Regions from separate parts of the Homo sapiens genome. Here region 1 is linked to region 2. Evidence: chromatin contacts called from ENCODE Hi-C or POLR2A ChIA-PET data. All regions are on one chromosome and are shown on one strand. Each heading gives the region's core, a stretch centred on a gene start or an enhancer-like site at or near the end of the contact. The rest is flanking DNA. Distances are from core to core; before and after follow the strand shown. Region 1 holds the start of SLC25A23 (solute carrier family 25 member 23). Region 2 holds the start of KDM4B (lysine demethylase 4B).

Region 1 (5,851 bases), core at 1,708-4,207, 1.5 Mb before region 2:
GTGACAGAGCAAGACTGTCAAAAAAAGAAAAGAAATATAACCAAATGGATACATACCACCAGGGTGGACAGTATCTCTATAGAACACGCCTGCATTATCATCACAAACAGCTAACTAAGGCACTCTGATGTGGAATAGACCTGTTTTAGGAACATATCTGCATGGCTCACCTATGAAATGTACGGCACTTGCATTGGGGGAATTCCTGGGTGTCAGTGTCTTGTAAATACCTGTATGAGACACACCTGCATTTACGTAAACCTGTATGGGACTCGGTTGTATGGAAACATACCCAGATGGGTGTATACTTAACTGAAACACACCTACGGGGCGGGAGACTGTAGAATGCATTCATGGGTGGAGGGAAACCTGCTCAGAAACATACCTGTGAGGTAAGAGAAAGCACCTTGTAGGAGGAACACCTGTATGGAATTGAGCTCAAGTGAGGGGAAGAACTTGGAACATCTGCACGGGGCACACTCACATTGACACACATCTGTGGGTAAAACCATCAGGGCAGGGGCTCACATACACTGAGGCCCACCTGTCAAGAATGTATCTGTGAGAAAACACCTATTTAGGGGCACTTACATGGAAAAAAACCTCTGTATCACTCCATGCTGTATGGCACCTGCAAGGAACAACTGTAAATGAAAACCTCTGCTGGGGAGCCTCTTAGAAGAGACTCATTTGTCTGGGGCACACCTGTTCCAGCACACCTGTCTAGGCAGAGGCTGGGCGTGAACTAAATATGCCCTCACGACTGTATCTTTGTTTTCTTTCCTTTTTAAAAAAAATAATAATAATTATTATTATTATTTGTAGAGTTGGGTGTCTTGCTATATTGCCCAGGCCGGTCTCAAACTCCTGACCCCAAGCGATCCTCCCATCTCGGCCTCTCAAATTGCTAGAATTAGAGGCCTAAGCCACCGAGACCGGCCAATGCTGTATCTTTGGATAAAGGATGATGATAATAACAAGACCCCCTCCTGAGGACCCTTGGGTGACAAGTGATGATTAAAGAATAATTAGGCCAGGCCGGGCGCGGTGACTCACGCCTGTAATCCCAGCACTTTGGGAGGCTGAAGCGGGAGGATAATCTGAGGTCAGGTGTTCGAGACCAGCCTGGTCCACAGGTGAAACCCCCCCCCCCCGTCTCTAATAAAAATACAAAACTCACGGCTGCGGTCGGGCATGGTGGCTCATGCCTGTAATCCCAGCACTTTGGGAGGCCGAGGCGGGCGGATCACGAGGTCAGGAGTTTGAGACCAGCCTAACCAACATGGTGAAACCCCGTCTCTACTAAAAATACAAAAATTAGCCGGGCGTGGTGGTGTGCGCCTGTAATCTCAGCTACTTGGGAGGCTGAGGCGGGAGCATTGCTTGAACCCGGGAGGCGGAGGTTGTGGTGAGCTGAGATCGTGCCATTGCACTCCAGCCTGGGCAATAAGAGCGAAACTCCATCTCAAAAAAAAAAAAAAAAAAAAAAAAAAAAAAAAAAAAAAAAAAAAAAAACTCACTGCTGCGTGCGATGGCTCACGCCTATAATCCCAGCACTTTGGGAGGCTGAGGCGGGCGGATCACGAGGTCAGGAGTTCGAGACCAGCCTGGCCAACATGGTGAAACCCCGTCTCCACTAAAAATACAAAAATTAGCTGGGTTTGGTGGCGGGCGCCTGTAATCCCAGCTACTCGGGAGGCTGAGGCAAAAGAATCGTTTGAATCCGGGAGGCGGAGGTTGCAGTGAGCCGAGATCGCGCCATTGCACTCCAGCCTGAGCAACAACAGCGAAACTCCGTTTCAAAAAAAAAAAAAAAAAAAAGATAATTAATTCTTTCTAGGGTATAGAGTGATGGTTAAGGATCCCAGATCTCTTTAAACCCTGTTTTGCCCCTTAGTGGTCATCAGGACTGGGGAGAATGACTTAACCTCCGCTTCCTTATCTGCAAAGTGCGAACGCCAGTACCACCTACCTTATAGGGTTTTGGCAAAGACGACTCGAGAGGTGAGTAAAAGCCCTGGCATGTGCAAAGCACTGAATCAAAGTGAGATTTGTTATCGAGTATTCGCTGTCAAGTGGTCTGGGCTCCCTTCCCCCTAATGGTGGATCGAGAAACTGCGCCCGAAACTAGCAGTAGGGACATTCCGCAGGTGCAGCGAGTGCGACAGGCTGGGGCCCTGCCTCCAGCGCTCGACCACTGGGATCCTCAACCCCGCGCCCGGGTCACTGAGCCACCCCCTCCCCACGCCGCTCAGCGTCTGATTGCGGCCGCGGCCCCTTTAAGATCTCCTGGCAGGCGGTGGGACTGCGGGCTGGAGGCAGTCGGGGGTCTGCGGGGAGGCCCCGCCTAGGTGGGAGAAGAGGCGGGGCGGGCGGGCTCAGCCCAGGAGGCGCTGACCAATAGGAAACCGACTTTGCAGCCGCGCCGCGCGTTGATTTTCTGTTTCCCAGTCAGAGTGGGAACCGAGAAAGGAAGCGCGCGGGCGGGAAGAAGGGACAGTGGGAGAGCATCGCTCCTGGATCTTCTGTTTCTGCGGCCGAGCGGGGAAGGTGTAAGGCGCGGGCGGGCAGAGAGCGAGCGAGATGGTGCACGGTTCTTGCGTGCGTCTGGGAAAAGCGAGAACTTGAGTTCCTGAAGATTAGTGGGTGTGGCGGGGAGGTCAAGTGGAAGGGGATTATGAAACCCAATCCCCGACAGCGCTCTACCTTGCCCCCTTGGGCAAAGGGGGAAAGGGTAAACTGAGGCACGCAGAGGCGGAACTCTGAAACCAGACCTGAGACCACTGAGCTCCCTAGCCCGTCTTCCCAGAAGGAACTCTGGTGTTCCTCGGCTGTGCAATACCAGACCATCCCAGACATTCCCTCCCCACGCCCCCAGCTCCGCCCTCGGTCCCCTCCCCCCAATGCAGGTCGGGGGAGGAGACGCAAGTTCTGGCGCGGGCGGCGACGGCTAGCCGTCACCACCTCCCGCAAGTGCCAGAGCCGAGCGGACTGCGCGGAGGCTGCGGAGCCGGCGGCCGCGGGAGCTGACCCTGCGGGGTCCCGGGGGGGGAGGGGGAGCCGCGAAGCCCCCACTGAGGCCGCCGCTGCCGGGCCTCCCCTCCCCCCCGGGCGGGCGCCATGCGGGGGAGCCCGGGCGACGCGGAGCGGCGGCAGCGCTGGGGTCGCCTGTTCGAGGAGCTGGACAGTAACAAGGATGGCCGCGTGGACGTGCACGAGTTGCGCCAGGGGCTGGCCAGGCTGGGCGGGGGCAACCCAGACCCCGGCGCCCAACAGGTACCCCCACCCCCAGGGACCTCCTCCCCTCCCGGCCCCGCCCGCTCCCGGTTACCCAAGCCCCTGAACTGGGCGGCCGGAGCCACCAGGGACTACCTGTGGCTGGACTCCAGAACCTGTGTCTCTGTCTCGTTCCCCCTACCCACTCGTGTTTGGCCTAACGGGATCGCTCAAGACAGGGACGCCGAGGCCCCAAGCCTGCAGTTCCGCGGCCAACACCCGATCCCCCTGCTGCGGGGCAGGGGGCGTCTGCCTGGGAAGAGATGGGGGCGCTTTCCTGCCCACTGCCCGGGACACACCCTCCTCCAGACTGCACAGCCCATGACGTGCCCTGCTCTCACCTCCAGGAGACACACCCTCCATCCTCTGGGCACCTACTGCCCTGGCCTGCAGCTGCCCCGATCCCTGTGTTTACATTCCCTGGCCTGCCCTTTCATGGGCCGTTCACGGGCCTGGCTCACTGTCCCGGGCTGCCCCAGCCAGGGACCCAATCCTGTCTGCGGTCACCCGCAGCTGGGAATGCACCTATAACAAGACTTTCCTCCCGCTGCCCCCACCTCCACTTTGCAGGTCCTTCCCACACCTGTAGCCCCAGATCGCTCTAAGAGAACCACAGCAACCCTGAGAGCAGTCCAACCTCCCACTTCCCAAATGGGAAAAACCAAGGCCTCAGCCACTCCGCTTGGTTCTCTCCTGCCCCACATCGCCCAGGGCTTCCTCCAAAGGGAACCCCTGGGTCCCCCATGTGGACAGGGTTTTTTAAGAGGCAGCTGGGTTCAACAGGAATGAGATACCTAAAAAAATAACAAAAACTAAAAACAAGAGACAGCTGGAAGGACAGGCTTTACAGATGAGAACTGAGGTTACCATTTCCTGGTTCTGTGACCTTGAACTGGTGACTTGACCTTGCAGAGCCTCAGTTTGCTCACCAGGAAAACTAGACCACTCACACCCACCGCACAGACCTGTGGTGGCTGTAGGGATCTGGCTGAGAAGTTAGCTGACTGAGGGAGAAGTGGGGTGACGTCTTCTATCCCCTTCCTCAAGGCGCTGGGGGCTCTGGGTTCCTAAGGCATAAGGTGACATGCGTCCCCTCCAGATCAGGAGCAGGTTCCTGGAGCCACCTCTATCCCCTTTCCCTCTGTCAGGGTATCTCCTCTGAGGGTGATGCTGACCCAGATGGCGGGCTCGACCTGGAGGAATTTTCCCGCTATCTGCAGGAGCGGGAACAGCGTCTGCTGCTCATGTTTCACAGTCTTGACCGGAACCAGGATGGTAAGGTCGGGCGACCTGCCTGCAGGCCCCAAGGGATAGGGCTGTGGGGGCCCTAGAGACATCAGTGGGGTTAGAACTGGCAGCGCTAGGAGGAGAGGGGGAGGGCCGCTTCTCCCCGATGACTCATAGGCTATTTCAGGAGCACTCCTCACCCCCTAGCTAGGTGGTTCGAGGCCCAGCCAGCCCATCCCACCTCCTTTCCCTACTGGGGCAGAACCCCGATAATTACCCTTAGATTTTTCTATGGGGCAAAGATACCCTATGCTGTTCCTGGGTCCCCTGTGGGACAGAGATCCCCTCATAGCAGCATCTGGGTTGTGGATATTGCCTCTCAATCCCCCATGGCATAGAGACCCCTACAATTACCCCTGGATTCCTTCATTCATTTACAGAACAGAGAAGCCCCCCCAGTATTTCCCAGTTCCACCTCTCTGACCCCAGTGAGTCAGGGGTCCCCCCACAGCCCTACTGCAAACCTCCTCCTAGGTTTCTGGAGCCCCTGATCTTGCTAGACCACCTCCATTCCAAGCTGTTCTGATCCTTGGTCCTGGGGTTCCCCAGGTGTCCTCACACGCACATCCTTCCCCACCTCCGGCCCCCTCCCCAGGTCACATTGATGTCTCTGAGATCCAACAGAGTTTCCGAGCTCTGGGCATTTCCATCTCGCTGGAGCAGGCTGAGAAAATTTTGCACAGGTGAGTCGCTGGGGGTCTGGAATCCAAAGTAACTCAGGACACAGTGACCCCTTGGCCATCTCTGTCTTCTGGGCTCCAGACCCAGTCCCAAGGAGGATACAGCTGAGAGGTTGGGGCTTTGAAGTCAGACAGATCTGGCCAGGCGCAGTGGCTCACATCTGTAACCCCAGCACTTTGGGAGGCTGAGGCAGGTGGATCACCTGAGGTCAGGAGTTGGGGACCAGCCTGGCCAACATGGTAAAACCCCATCTCTACTAAAAATACAAACATTGGCCAGGCGTGGTGGTGCATGCCTGTAATTCCAGCTACTTGGGGAGGCTGAGGCACGGGAATCCCTTAAACCCAAGAGGTGGAGGTTGCAGTGAGCCAAGATCAGGCCAGGACACTCTAACCAGGGTGACGGAGTGAGACTCCTTCTGGAAAAAAAAAAAAAAAAAGAAAGAAAAATTCAAATTGAAGCCAGACAGATCTGGGACCAGTTGCCTCTCTTAGCCCGTTTCCCCCTCTACAAAATGAGGGTAATACAGCTGGCTATGGTGGCTCACGCCTGCAATCCTGCCACTTTGGAAGGCCGAGGCAGGTGGATCACGAGGTCAAGAGATGGA
Region 2 (5,889 bases), core at 2,032-4,531:
TGCAAGCTTCAGCGCCTTTTACCCGCTTTGATCCTCACAACCACCTGGGAGGGAGGTGTTCCCATTACACCCATTTTACAGAGAAGAAAGCAAGGCCCAGAGAGGGGAAGTGACTGCCTCAGAGGAGGGATCTGAATCCAGGTCTCTCCAACTCTGAAGCCTGTGTGGGGCATGGGACAGAGGGCAGAGATCCAGAGACGTCGTCAAGACCACCAGATGAGAACGGAGCCCAGGCTGGGCCCCTGCTCTTCTGTCCGGCATCCTAAGCCAGGAACAGAGACCCCTGGGGCAGGAAGGGGGAGGGCTGTGGCATCTGAAGACCCCATCGAGCTGCCTCATGGCAGGTCCCTGGAGCTGAGCCAGGAGCCTAGGGTGAGGCTGTGGATGAGGACGGCCGATCTGTCATGGCGGTGACCAGTGCAGGCCTGCGGAGCTCCCCCCGCCCCGAGCCCCCACCCTGTTCATCTGCTCTCCGTCCCCTCCTGCCCAGTGGGCTCCGAAAGATTTAGTGCCCCCGATCTGCTTTGTCACTGAGCAAGTGACTGGGTCAAGGTCACCCAGCTCTGAACCCCCAATTCCGCTCCCCGATCCAGGGAACAAAGCCACCTACAAATGCACCTCAGGCCCTCAACAGCCTCGCCTCCTCCTGCCTGCTCCCTGAGCTGGGCCCGAGGGCAGCGGACTGCACACCACCATTCCAGCTGTGACCAGGCCCTGGGCAGCCAGCTCACCCTTTCCCCCACTACACTCTAAACCCACAGGAGCCAGGGACTCCTCCCAACCTGTCCCGGCATGGCACTCGGCACTGGAAACCTAGCAGCCCCAGACCAGGTGAACGCATGACCCCAAGGCACGTCCCCACAGGTGTCAGATGGAACCGAGGACAGATGGCTTCCCCAGAGCTGAGGCTCCTCCCCGGCTCATCAGGGAGTGGGTGGGGCATAGGACAAACGGGCAGGAAACCAGCAGAGGAGACAGAGAAATTAGGAATTAAAGTACAGGCAGAGTGGTCAGGTGGGAGAGAAGGACACAGAGGACGGCCCCTGGCCACCCCAGAGGGCTCCTGCAGGACGGGACAGGGACTGAAGACAGGGCAGGAGGCTGAGGAAGGGTCTCTTCCACGAGACAGAAAAGTACAACAAAGGCCAGGCGGGGTGCTGTGCGGTGGCTGATCAGCTATACCTTTAAGCGCCAGCAGTTAACATCTTGTTAGCAGCCCCCTCCCCAAAGAGGAAAGGGTTAGAAAATGCGAGCAAACGGATTGTTACTAAGACATATATATTTCAGGTCTCAGCAACTAAACACACACGTGCACACGCAGGCACCCGCAGCTCCTGACACAGTAGACGCTTCCACCAAAACAGCCTGTACACAGACACCCGTCTGTGCGGCAGAATCTCCGTTACCCCCTTTTCCTCCCCAGCGGTGACCTCCTCTAGGCCAGGACAGTCTGACCCGTCCTGGTGTCGCCGGCTCAAGGAGGGGGAGCGCCCGGACCTGCCAGGTGTCCAATCAGACACACGGAGACGAGGCTGGCAAGTCCCAGAAATCCTCGGCTCAGACAGAAGTTGACTCTACCACGGCTTTACGCTCCGACCTTCAGGGTTTCAAAACATAAACTGCAAAGCGGAGAGAGGATGCCCACTGCTTCAGCAGGGGCTGCAGGAGAAGGCTGACCCCGTGTGTTGACAAACCCTCCTGGTGGCTCATAAGGAAGCTATTATTGGAGAATTAGGGGAGTCATTAGCTCCCATAACGGCAGTGATAAAAGCCCATAGGAGTCGTCTAATGAGCCTGCTTTAGGACTGGTGCTGTTTTTAGGAGCATTCTCCAGCCCGGGGACATTCTGATAAATGGCCATTGAGGCAGAGGACTGGGGCAGGGCACCGATCCCTTGAATTCAGTCCAGTATCCAGAGATCCCAAGACAGTGCAGGCACCCGGTGGGACCCAAAGGAACTTGCTGAATACACGCCCCAGCCAGAAACACATGGAAAAAGACGCTCTTCACATATGACAGGATCACTAGGCTCCACGGAGCTGAACCACCTTCTCACTAGTTTCACAACTCGGGGAACACTTCCTCACAGGGTGCTGGTAAATTATTAAAACAGAAGCATCCTCCCCCAAGCAAACAGATGGGATGCACCCAAAAGCAGTCCATGCCTCCACTGCCCCCAGGGGCGGAAAACATGCCCCTTAAAACCTTCCACCGTGCCCAGGTGGACAGAGTCCCCCGTCCTGCCTGATTGTCATGGCCACCACTGAGCGCAGACCTGGGCCCTGGCAGACCCCAGGTCAAGCAGATTTCAGAGCGAGTCCGTCCCCAGCTCCCAGGGGGATGTCCACGGGGGACACAGAAAAGGGGTCTCGGCGGAAGCAACTCCTCAATTCATTTCTCTAGAGCAGGGGCTTCGTTCGAGATGGCGATCAGGCTGGAAGGGGGAGGGACGGAGAGACTCGTGGAGGCTGCCGTTGCATAGCAAGATGATTTTTTTCTAAAATCCAGATTGCATATGCTTATGGCGGGGTGGGGGTTTCGGGTACGTACAGGGGGGCAAGTTTGGAAGCTACCAAGGCATAGCAGGTTGACCGGAGGTGGGGGCAGTGCAGGAGCAATGATAGGCATTTAGGGGGCATCCCTGGGTGTCCAGCTGGGGGGCTTCCCCTTAGCCCCCCTGGCGCCCAAAGGGCCAGAAACGCAGGCGGGGGTTACCCAGGGGCTGGGGTCTTTTTCCTTTTTCTTGCTTTCTTTCAAAAATAATAATAATAATAGGCCGAGGCTTGTCCCGGGTGATAAAAGGGCCCGGCCGGGGCCACCCACGCTGTCATCTTTTGTGCGGGGCGCCGGGGCCGTCTGTGCCCAGCCCCCGCGCGCCCCCGGCCCGGGAAGGGGCCCCCGCTCCCGCCCCTGGGCGCGCCCCGCCATTGTCCGGCCCCGCCGCCCCCGCCCGAAAACCAGCGGGCGCCCCCGGGCCGGGCGGTTAACGCCCCAACCGCCCCGCCGGCCCGGACAAAGCGCGAGGCCCGGCCCGAGCAGGCCGCGCCCGAGGCCTGGGCCTCGAGTCCCGGGCGCGCCCGCAGCCCCGAGCCGCGACGCGGGGGCGGCCATGGCGGCGGGGTCCGCGCTCGGACACGGCCGGGCGGCCTCCCCGTGGGCTCACCTGAGGCGGCGTGCGCGGCCCGGTCCGGGAGCAGCGGCGCGCTCTCCCCCGCCCTCGGCGTCGCACCCCCAGGCCCCGCTCGGGCCGGGCCCCGCTCGGTTGCTGGCGACCGAGCCCTCCGCAAGCGCTCGCGGGGGGGCTTATAAGGCCGCGCGCCAGCTCCGCCCCGACTGCCATTGGCTGCCGGATCCACGCCCGAGCGCCCATTGGCCGGAGCTGACAGCTCCGCCCCTCCCCTCCGCCGGGCCCATCAACACCGCACGGCCCGCCCACCGCGCGCCGCGATTGGGCGGGGACAAACGCCGGCCTCGCCTCTTCATTGGCAGACCGGCGGGGACACGCCGGCGCCCACCCACGTGCCCGCTGACCGGCTCTGTTCTCATTGGAGGGGGCGCACGCCAGCCAAGGCTGCCGCGACCAACCCGACGGCAGCTGGGCCTTGGATTGACAAGGGAGCCTCAGGGCCCGCCCGACGACCGCACAGAGAGGAGCCAGTATTGGCTTGAGGGGCCAGCCCGAGGCGCGGACAGGCTGGGGCAGGTGCCAATCACTGCCCGCAAGCTCCGGGCCCCGCCCTGGTTATCAGGCGGCGGCTGAGTACGTGAGACCCAGCACAGCATCAGCACCGGCCGGGAACGTGCAGGCTGGAGGTTCGAAACCCGTGGCCGGAATGTGGGCTTAGCGTTCCCCAATTTGCAAAGTGCCAAGCAAGGAGACATAGCGATCCGTTTTGCAAAGGAGGAGAACCGAGAACATAGGGTAAAGCAGCAAGAGCCTCCACCCCGCCACCGTAGGTCTATTCCCATCACAATCAACAAACCTTTGCCAAGGGGCAAGGCCTTCGGAATAGTTAGGGTCCCTCTCCCCGAGTTCCCTAAAATGTATGGGAGAGAATGAGCTTTGGTGCTTTCTGACCTGGATTCAAAGCTAAGCCGGGCCCCATGCCTCACTGTGGTTGACCTCCAGCAAAGTAACCTCGCTGAGTCTGTTTCCAACTGTGCAATGGATATGATGGTAGTGGCCACACCCCGTCTACCCGCCTCTTGAGAATGTTGCAAGGATTAAGTGGGATGAGGCACGGAGAAAGATTTGACCCTGTGACTTCACAAAATGAGCATTCATTGTGTACTGGACCACGCAGGGGTGTGAGGCATGCCCCCATTTGGAGTGGCAGGAGTGTAAATTGGGCAATTTGACATTTTCTAATAACATTCTAAGTGCATCCACCACCCGATAACCCAGCCAGCAGTTCTTCCTGGAGGTGATGTACCCAGAAAAAAGGTCTGGAGCTTACACAATTCAAGAATGCCGGCGGCAGGGCTGTCTGCAACTGTTTCCAATGTTTTGCACTAACTATCCATCAGTGGGGGATTAGAGAAGTAACTTAATAGCAATCAGTACTCTGGAATACTTACTATGTAGCAATTGAAAAGGAGGCCAGGCCCGGTGCTGTGGCTCGGGCGACTCACACCTGTAATCCCAGCACTTTGGGAGGTCGAGTCGGGTGGAACACCTGAGGTCCAGAGTTCGAGACCAGCCTGGCCAACATGGCAAAAACCTGTCTCTATTAACAAATACAAAATTAGCCAGGCATGGTGGCGCATGCCTGTAATCCCAGCTACTCCAGAGGCTGAGGCGGAGGTTGCAGTGAGTCGAGATCACTGCACTTCAGCCTGGGCAACAGGGTGAGACTCTGTCTCAAAAAAGGAAAGAAAAGAAAAAAGAGAAGGCCGATCTGTTTGCAAACATGAAATATCTCCCAACCGCTGAGCTAGGGACAGTGGTCCAGAATCCTGTACTCAATAAAATAAATATGGAAACACACACAGAAACCGGTATCATGAGGTTAAGAGCACACAAGCTTGTCAATGCACAGAAAAAGGTACTCCTAAACTGAAGAAACGAACTTAATCCTTGGGGAGAGAAGGAAAGCTGCACACTGGTAAAAAGAGAAGTCAAAGGAGAATTTAAGAAGCTCTGGGTGTTTTAAATTCTTATGGGACCATATTCATATATTCCACATGGAGTTGAGATTTAATTTCAGGTCATGCCTGGAATCGCAGCACTTTGGGAGGCTGAGATGGGCAGATCACTTGAGCCCACGAGTTTGAGAACAGGCTGGGCAATATAGCAAGACTCCGTCTCTACCAAAAAAATTACAAAAGTTGGGCGTGGTGACACGCGCCTATAATCCCAGCTATTCGGGGGCTGAGGCGAAAGGATCACCTGAGCCCGGGGAAGTGGAGGCTGCAGTGAGCCGTTGATTACACCACTGCACTCCAGCCTGGGTGACAGAGTCAAACCCCGTCTCAAAATAAAAAGTAAAAACAAAATTTAAAAACAGGCTGTTGCCCAGGCTGGGTGTAGTGACTCACATCTGTAATCCCAGCCCTTTGGGAGGCCAAGGTGGGAGGATCACTTGATCCCAGGAGTTTCAGGCCAGCCTGGGCAACAGAGCGAGACCTCTTCTCTACTAAAAATAAAAACCGAGTTGATTGTGCGGGCACATGCCTGTGGTCCCAGCTACACTGGGGGCTGAGGGAGGATCACTTGAGCCCAGGAGGTCGAGGCTGCAGTGAGCCATGATCACACCACTGCACTCCTGGGCAACAGAATGAGACCCTGTCTCAAAAAAAAAAAAAAGTGCAATCATGAAGGGAAAGAGTCCCCACCCCACGTACCACATACATAGGGCTTTTTGTTCTACTTCCAAGTATATTCTCTGA

The links. Hi-C counts contacts between places; a loop is a spot of excess contacts on that map. ChIA-PET counts read pairs that join two places held with the same protein, here RNA polymerase II (POLR2A). Pooled maps may share reads with other maps.
Region 1: a map of transverse colon shows a loop between it and region 2 (22-fold over the local background). The contact joins the promoter of SLC25A23 here to the promoter of KDM4B in region 2. A Hi-C loop is called at or near these places in 1 of 168 maps with a recorded cell type or tissue (transverse colon) and 1 of 50 pooled maps. POLR2A ChIA-PET finds 5 or more read pairs at or near these places in 2 of 52 experiments (GM12878 and naive thymus-derived CD4-positive, alpha-beta T cell).

The regions. Positions count from the first base shown.
Region 1 is chr19:6,456,898-6,462,748 of GRCh38, reverse strand. It overlaps SLC25A23 (solute carrier family 25 member 23), which reads left to right and starts at 2,957. Exons shown (of 10, transcript NM_024103.3): 1 at 2,957-3,276; 2 at 4,425-4,551; 3 at 5,159-5,246. The coding sequence starts at 3,121. RefSeq lists silencers at 2,266-2,445, 2,956-3,095, 3,146-3,205.
Region 2 is chr19:4,966,505-4,972,393 of GRCh38, reverse strand. KDM4B (lysine demethylase 4B) reads right to left here and starts at 3,281. Exons shown (of 23, transcript NM_015015.3): 1 at 3,164-3,281. RefSeq lists enhancers at 718-787, 1,792-1,841 and silencers at 3,108-3,407, 3,718-3,817.